Regions from separate parts of the Homo sapiens genome. Here region 1 is linked to region 2. A link is an interaction called in ENCODE POLR2A ChIA-PET data of the cell type or tissue named here. Cell type or tissue: PC-3. All regions are shown on one strand. Each heading gives the region's core, and the rest is flanking DNA. Links, peaks and the distances in the headings are about the cores only.

Evidence for each region. ChIA-PET counts read pairs that join two places held together with the same protein. Peaks named below come from ENCODE experiments on the same cell type or tissue, not always from the same donor. Only the 100,000 strongest peaks of a DNase experiment are listed, where the experiment ranks them.
Region 1: POLR2A ChIA-PET joins it to region 2 with 6 read pairs; 2 of 35 experiments call an interaction of 5 or more read pairs at or near these places.

What each region holds. Positions count from the first base shown.
Region 1 is chr15:22,871,183-22,875,572 of GRCh38, forward strand. CYFIP1 (cytoplasmic FMR1 interacting protein 1) reads right to left here. Exons shown (of 31, transcript NM_014608.6): 27 at 4,017-4,089; 28 at 3,368-3,462; 29 at 2,309-2,547; 30 at 1,643-1,790. Among named protein-coding and RNA genes, the nearest start is that of NIPA2, 35 kb to the left of the region's middle. RefSeq lists enhancers at 2,062-2,737, 2,063-2,357. In PC-3, for the core only: no CTCF peak of the experiment used is centred there; a DNase peak (open chromatin) is centred at 2,159; H3K27ac peaks cover 421 bases.
Region 2 is chr15:23,004,469-23,008,858 of GRCh38, forward strand. TUBGCP5 (tubulin gamma complex component 5) reads right to left here. Exons shown (of 23, transcript NM_052903.6): 16 at 4,231-4,390; 17 at 1,800-1,884; 18 at 1,584-1,704; 19 at 964-1,142. Among named protein-coding and RNA genes, the nearest start is that of CYFIP1, 26 kb to the left of the region's middle. In PC-3, for the core only: no CTCF peak of the experiment used is centred there; no DNase peak of the experiment used is centred there.

The DNA of each region.
Region 1 (4,390 bases), core at 314-4,313, 130 kb before region 2:
AGTTAAATAAAGACTCCCAAATAACCCAACACACAAGGAAACAGCAAAGTTTTAAATACCTCCAAGGCCTTCAGATACTAGAAGGAAAACACACAGAATATAGAATACATGAATTGGATAAAGAAATAAGAGATGGAAAAAGTTCAGTTAAGACAATAAAACTGTCAGTTACCAAGAAGATTTGAAGAACCTAATTGAACTTTAAAAAGTGAACTAATAATATTTTCAGAGTAAAAGCTCAGCAGATTAGAGCTGAAGTAAACAAGTTAACTAAGACACATGAATACAGTATCTGGACACAGCTCTGGGAGCCCCGGAAATGGAGGAGTGGGAGGCAGAAGGGCCCCTGAGAGAGGCCCATGACCTGGAGCCTGTGACTGCATTGCCTCCACTCCACGGGGCCTGGGCAGGTGTGGCTAAGACTGGACTGTAGAACAGGGAGAGTATCTGGGGTTGTCCAGTGGGCTCAATATAGTCACAGTCAGGGAATGTTCTCTGGCCGGAGGCAGGAGAGACATGGCAGAAGACTAGAGGCTGAGACTGCCCAACCCACCATTGCTGGAGGGGGCCACTTGGAAAGCATGAGAAGGAAGGGGGACCCAGTCCTACAGCTGCAAGGAATAATTGAGCCAACTGTGCATAAGCTTGAAGGCCTCCAGGGTGAACCCAGCACCTCAGACACTGGCCCCATGAGACTGAGCAGAGGACCCAGCTGGGCCTGGCTGAACTCAGGCATCTGACTTAGAGAATTGTGAGATAATCAGTGGTATTTAAACTGCCAAGCCTGTGGTGATTTGTTGTCATGGAAGCAATAGAAAACTAATACAACAGGGCTGGGCGCGCCTGTAATCCTAGCACTTTGGGAGGTGGGCGGATCACCTTATGTCAGGAGTTCAAGATCAGCCTGGCCAACATGGTGAAACCTAGTCTCTACTAAAAATACAAAATTACAAAATACAAAAATCAGCCGGGCGTGGTGGCAGGTGCCTATAATCCCAGCTACTCGGGAGGCTGAGGCAGGAGAATCACTTGAACCTGGGCAGCAGAGATTGCAGTGAGCCAAGATCGTGGCATTGCACCCCAGCCTGAGCAACAAGAGCGAAACTGTCTCAAAAAAAAAAAAAAAAAGAAAGAAAAAAGAAAACTGATACAACAAAGAGATGTGGAGAATAGAATGAGAAGGTCTAACATATGTTTAACTGAAGTCCTGAATGGCAAGAATAGGGAGAATGGAAAGGAGGCTGAAATATTTCAAAGATAATGGCTGAGTATTTTCCAGAATTCAACTATGAGGGATCCATAAAGCAACAAAGACAAAAGGCCTTTAAAGCAGCCAAGAAAGCACAGACTTCCAGGGGCCCGAAGACTATAGTTGCCAATATTCTGACAATGCAGATCCTGTAAGACTGGAAGTAAATCTAAGTACCTTGAGAAGGAAAACGGAACAATGAGTATTTTCTCTGCCAGACTGCTTTACTGGCCAATTATATTTAGATTCATTTTGGGAACGAAAAGAAAGTTTCTGTTGGTGGCACCTTACGTACTAGGATGAAAAACATTGCCAGAAACAAGAACTTATAACACAAAGAAAGTATGCTTTTGCAAAAGGTCCATAGATGGTGCGAGATTTTCATCCACATACCACATTTTTAATAATCTCATCTTTGCCATCATGTTTCTGGACTTTAAGTAGATGGTAGCAGAAATCCAGCACAGCAAAACGCCGCTGCTGCCCAAGAAGTACGATGATCATACAGCCAGCCCAGTGTAGCCCATCACCAAAGCACTGCCTAGGAACAAGAAGCAGAAACAGAATGGGAGATGAGTGATACGTTATGAAGTCTTTTCTCAGTCTGTCTCCAGATGTCAGTGACCAAGCCATCTGCATTACTGTCTGTGCCTACACAGTCACCTTCCACAGCCAGGAAGAGAATGCCGGGCAGCCAGGTGGCTGTTCCCTGGTTTTGATAAATAACTTTTTTGGGCTCTTCTGGTGTGCTGCTTCCTGTCCCTTTTTAGATCATATCCCCTCTGTGATGAATGACTCTATGGACCTCCCACCTAGAAAAATGCACGCCCAACGTGCATACAATTGCCGTGGGTTCAGAGACTCCCTGAATACTAGAGTCCTGAGTCAGCTCTTTGGCATCAAGTAAGAATCCCCACTACAGGAGGCTTAAAAGCCGCTCAGTGAGTTTCTGGTCCACTTCCTGAGCATGGCTGGCTGCTTGTTAGCCTAACACGCCTCCCCTCCCCCACAGCTCCTCCCCTCCTCTGGGGCTTTGTCCTGCTCTCAGCACACACTTACTCGACTGTGAACTCGTGTGTCCCCACGGGAATGCAGTAGACAAACTGCATGGCACTCCACAGTCTGTGAAACTCCACACACTCGTCCACATGCATGACCCCATTGCTGGGCAGAGGCCCGCGCCAGATGGGGTCATCCAGAAAGCTCCGGATCCGTGTCAGGATGACCTCAAACATGGACAGGCCGCAGCAGAGGCGCTCCTTTGTCAGCAGGTCCCCCTCTCTTGCGATGGCAATTTGCTGCAGAAAGGACAAGCCGTGGAATGCCGTGGGCCTCCAGGCATCCAGCTACTCCACATCCTCTATGTCTCTTTTCTCTTGAGACAGGGTCTTGCTCTGCTGCCTAGGCTGGAGTGCAGTGGCACAATCACAGCTCGCTGCAGCCTTGACTTCCCAGGCTCAAGCGACCAGGTGCATGCCACCACACCCGGATAATTTTTGTATTTTTTGTAGAGATGGGGTTTCGCCATGTTGCCCAGGCTGGTCTCAAACTCCTGTCTTGGCCTCCCAAAGTGCTGGGATGACAGGAATGAACCCCGGTGCCCGGCCCTGGAAAAATGTTTTGGGTGGAGCGGGTCTACTGGCAGCTAGTGTGGAGGCCAGGGATGCTGCTAACCATCCTACGATGCACAGGGCGCCCCAGCCCCCACCATAGAGTTATCTGGTCCAAAATGGCTGAGAAACCCTGACTTAGCATAAGCAGCTGGATCACTGTAGAACTCTACCCTGACACCTTGCCTCCTGGCCTAATTTCTTCTGTTCTTAAACACCTATGGGAAAGCCTTCTTCATGAAGGGCTGGACAGTGAAAGTGATGTCTTCTGTGTAAGCCTTACGTGCCAGGTGATGTGCTAAGCTCTTTCCAGGTGTTAGCTCATCTGAATCCTCCCACCACCCAGGGAAGCAGTCCTGGTGCACACCCCACTTGCAACACTTGAGGCCTGAGCAGCCACGCAGCCGCTGGACTTCACGATGCCTTCCAGTCTGGCTCCCAACCAGGCCACCTGGCCTGGCATGGATGCCCAGCTTGCAACAGCCACAGCCATCACGGTACACGTTACCTGAGGGGTCCCCAGTCTTTCAATCAGTGGGACAAGATGCAGCGGGGCGTACTTTGATTCTAGTCTTTTCATTTTGGCATCAAGTCTCTCCCCCTCTGCAGTAGAAAAAATATTTTACTATATTCTGCTCCTTTGTATGAAACGGTAATTGCAAAGGTTTACATTTGTTTAAAAAACAAAAGATTTTTAAGTTAACATTATGGATACAGATTCTCTTTGAAAATTATTTTACAGAACTGGCTCATTTAATATTTTAATTCAAACCGGCAGAACCAATTTTCTGCTCAATATTCACTTTTCATTTATTGAATATTCCAAATGTAATCGAAAGCAGAAAATGGCACAATGAGCCTGTACCCATCATCTGCTATAATTATCAACTCATGGCCACTCTGCTTCTTATATACCCAACTCCCCCTGCTCCCATGCTATTGATATTTGGAAGCAATTCTAAGACATCATATCATTGCAGCTCTATTTCTCAATCTTCATTTAACTAGGTTCTGTACACTCCTCATTACCCCTGGGTATGACTGAACAGGCGCCAAACCCACAATCTGCACTGGTCCTTAGCTCTCCGGTTGCATACAGTGGGCACCACCCCCACAGAGGGCAGTCTGGACTCCCTGGTGGGGGTCAGCAGGCTCACCTTTCACATGGACTCGCGGCAAGATGTTCTGGAAAGGAGCCGCGTGCAGCAGGTCACACACTTCTTCTAAAGACTAGAGCAGAGAAAGAGAGGGTCAAGCTAGGAAGGGTATCTCGCCAGAGAGCAATCTGGTGCTGAAAACCAAGAACTTCTTTGCCTTTTAGCATAAAATAAACTCTGTAAGTTTATTTTATCTCTGTCAAGAGATTTCTGGGATGATGGAAATGCTTCCGTCTGTCCTGTCCATTCCGGCAGCCGCCAGCCATGCATGCCTAGTAAGTACTTGGAATGTGGCTTGGCACTTGAGGAACTGAATTTTATTTTTAGTTACATTTAATTAATGTAAATATAGACACAGGTAAGACCCAGTGTTG
Region 2 (4,390 bases), core at 258-4,257:
CCAAACTCTGGACTAACAGACTTCCTGGCAGGAAGGGGCAAGCACATTAAGCTGTATATAAGACACATCGATAAAAAAAAAATCAAGTAAATGTGTTACTTTTATACAAATAATTACAGTGAATTTATGTTTCTTAAGTTCCTTTTCTCATACATTGATCTTTCTCTAAAATGAGTATAAGTATACCTCAAATAAAAAACAAACTAAGAAAAAACTTAAACTCTTATCATTTACTCTTAACAATTAGGGGCTTAATGAAGGCCAACCTTGTGAAGGCAGTAATGCAGTCAGGGGAAACGTGGAGCCCCTCTGCCATAGCCTTCCCATCCAAAACACAGGCTTCAGTGGCTCACTTCACCCAAGCAAGTTGGGTTTCAGAACTCACAGACCAGGTATAAACAGGTCTAAACAACAATTCAAACCCCAAATGCATACTGTCCTCTAATAATACTGCTCTTGTTCCAATTTCTGAACGCTTCTTTTAGAACTTCCCCTAGAACTGGCTTTTAGATGTATCAGAAAAATAATTTCATTTACTTTGTAGTGAGTTCTTGTTTTTAAGAAAAAAGTCTATAACCTGGCTGCATCTTCCTCCCACACACCGTAGTGGATTTTGGCTGTTATTAAACATTGGAGCCATTTTTTAGGGACAGCTGTCACCACTATTGAAACCTAAAGGACTATGCGGCACATTCTGAAGGCAATTCCAGAAGACGAGCTGTGGCTGTGCCTGTCCCCAGGGGCTGCTGGACTGGAGGGACAACAGCCTCTGGATACACATATTCCGGTATATTTACAAAAACATTCCTCCCACTGCCATGTTATTTTATGATCAAATTTGCTACATGTCCCGTTTTCACAGTCTGTAGGTATTTTTTACTTATAAACATAGTATGAGTAATTCTCTACGAACAACTGTATAGATACGACGATAGAACTGAAGCAGATGGGAGAGGCACAAACCCTGGTCATGATGTAGTTGTGCAAGCTGTTCACGAAATGCATGAGCTTCACTCTTAAGAGGAACATGCGATGAATCTGCTGTCTTACTGGTTCTTTTTGTGGTCCGAACTGAGCAACTGTGTCTTGTTCATGTATAAGGCCTTCTTTAAGTCGTGGTTTTTCTGCAGTACTAACCAGTTCTATAAAACATTGGAAGAGCAAAGTGGACAGAAAGAGCATCAACTCAAACCCCACTGCACCATGACGCCTGGCAGAAACACTGACGGATGTGGTCCTGGCACCACAGAAAGCACTGGCAGGGGTGGCAGGAACCGAACCTCAGTGCCTCTGGAAGGTGCAGTGGGAAAAGTTTCCTGTATCACTTTTCCTAATCAAGTTGTTGCATTTCAGATCAACTGTACATACAACTTCCTGATCTTTCTTTCAGGCATTTGATGTCCATAAAACTACTGCTAGAATACGCACCATTTTGGCATTTGTGTACACATAAAAAATGATCAACAACCACCAACTTTTTTTTTTTTTCCAGATCCCCGTATGCTTCCCTTTCCCATTAACCTCTTTTATTAAGGGCTAAAATTAAATAAAATTACAATTTATCTGCTGAAAACAAATCTTACCACCAAAAAGTAAAACATCCAGACTATATTTTGCCCACTTTATTTGCAATAAGAGAAGAAACACTTGATTATAAATTTTTTGACATTCCAAACTTATAACAATGTCCACGGGCCATGGGACCTATGAAACAAAAACAAAATTAGAAAGTAACCAATTACTTGCATGTTTTAATGTTAGCAGAAAACACGGTTCATACAAGGAATATCAGCATATACCTTGTAGCTGAGGGTCAGACCATCTAAGATATGAACAGGCAGCTTCTTCTTAGCTGTGTCAACATTTTCAAAAGATATAGATAGACTAAAGAAAGAAATTCCAGTTTTAGTTTGTGAAAGCACTATGTCACACAAAAATGCTCTTTTAAAATAATTGGTATTTCATTTACATAATATTCCCCAAAAGATACTGCATTTCATAAAAGAAATGCAAACATTCCAACAAATGTATCTCTTCTAACATATATTCCAGAGCAGAAATTTGGATTTAGAAACAGAGAGGGAGAAAACTTTTAAACAATGAGTTTAGTTAAAGAGACACTTAACAATGGTAGTAATTAGAAAAAGGATGAAGCTGAGGAAGACAGTAAACTTCAGGCAATGGCTGGGAAGATGAAGCCTCTGCTGAGGTTGGGGGTGGGCAGGAGAGGACGAGCAGAGCAGCTCGACGGAGCCGAGCATGTGGTGAGAGTACTGCTTCGAGAGCCCCATCGAGATGGGATGGGGTCTGCTTCTACACCAGAGGCACTGTGCAGTGCTTCATCCACAAGTTCCTGAGACAGGTTTGAATGTGACTCACAGAGGAAAGCAAGCATCTAACATGGACATGAAAATGTCCAAGTGCCAGGCACTATTATGTGTCCTTAGCTCATTTAATCCTCAAAATACTCCCATCAGTGGTTCCTGAGAAATGATGTCCTCTTCCACAGTCACAGAGGCACTAAGAGGGGATGCCTGGATGCATATGAAGAAGGTTTAAAGTGGGGAGTTAACTTCCAAATCAGAGATGTCACAGGGCAGTGTGTGATTATGAACTGGCTGATCCATGACACAGGCACTAGTCAGAATTTTTAGCTCTTTGCCGGGTGCGGTGGCTCACACCTGTAATCCCAGCACTTTGGCATCCTCGAGGATCACGAGGTCAGGAGATCGAGACCATCCTGGCTAACCCAGTGAAACCCCGTCTCTATAAAAATACAAAAAATTAGCTGGGCGCCTGTAGTCCCAGCAACTCGGGAGGCTGAGGCAGGAAAATGGCATGAACCCGGGAGGCGGAGCTTGCAGTGAGTCGAGATTGTGCCACTGCACTCCAGCCTGGGTGACAGAGCAAGACTCTGTCTCAAAAAAAAGAATTTTTAGCTCTTAATGGCCTGATATGTATGCATTCACTCAGTGCTTAGTAGGCATCTACCAAATACTAATACTAAGTTAGGTGCTGCACTGAGCAGGCAATAGAAAGCCAATCTCTCTTCCCTCCAGGGACTCCCAGCCCAGTGCAGCACACGAAGACAAGGGGGATGTAGGAATGAGCAGACCTCTGCCGGGCCCATGAACTGGAGACTATGTCACAGGGGGGCGGGAGGACAGCACTAGCAGACACCAGAAATATTCTGAAATCCCTGAAACGCGAAGGAAGACAGGAAAGAGAACATGGTGTGTATGTGTGCAAGACATGAGGCTGGGAAAATGGAGCCAGACAGTAAATAGCTTTCTCCCTTCTAAGACAAAGCTTAGTCCATCTGTTTAGGAGGCACCCACGGGGAGCATAGGGATGAGTGGTGGAAGTCACTGCTGGTGGTCTGAGGTCACCCTGGTGAGGGTCAAGTCCGTTTTGGTGGAAGGGAGTGAGGCTGAGAGACACAGAGGTCATTGGGGAGTTCTGAGCCAGTTCTGAGAGGTCAGGGGCATTCTCTAGGAGGCAGGACTGAAAAACCTCATGTGTGGGAGCTCAGGGAGAGGAAGCACTGACTCCAGCCATGTGAAGGAGGCCATCAGACCCTGACAGGTCGTATGGTGGCAACTTTTTTCTTTTTTTATAGGGACGAGGTCCCACTATGTTGCCCAGGCTGGTTGCAAACTCCTAAGCTCAAGCAATCCTCCCACCTTGGCCTCCCAAAGTGCTAGGATTACTGGCATGAGCCACTGCATCTGGCCATATGGTGGCATCTCAACGTCTTTTGTTGTTTAGCAGGAGAGTCACATAGCTAGCCTCTGCCTCAATTTTTTCTTTTTTTTTAAATGGAGTCTCGTTCTTGTCGCCCAGGCTGGAGTGCAGTGGCATGATCTTGGCTCACTGCAACCTCTGCCTCCCAGGTTCAAGCGATTCTCCTGCTTCAGCCTCCCAAATAGCCAGGATTACAGGCGCCTGCCACCATGCTTTTTGTATTTTTAGTAGAGACAGAGTTTCACCATGTTGGCCAGGCTGGTCTCGAACTCCTGACCTCAGGTGATCCACCGCCTCTGCCTCCCAAAGTGCTGGCATTACAGGTGTGAGCCACCGTGCCTGGCCTCCATTTTCTAATAAGTAAAATAATATTAGTAAAACTCATAGGAATAGTGAGGATAAAATAATATGTGTAATTCATAGAAGACTTACTGGCACATAGTTCATGTTACACTAATTTAAATAAAGGTGGCGTCCATATTTTACCGTGAACTATCTTCAGGATAACGCTGTCCTACTGCTTCTTGGAGTTGGACATTAAGAAAAGACACATTCTGCCATGTTTCCTTTTCTCTTATTTTATCAAAAATTGACGTGTAGAAGTCATACATGGTATCTCCTCCTTCCATTAAGAAAAAATTCCTCA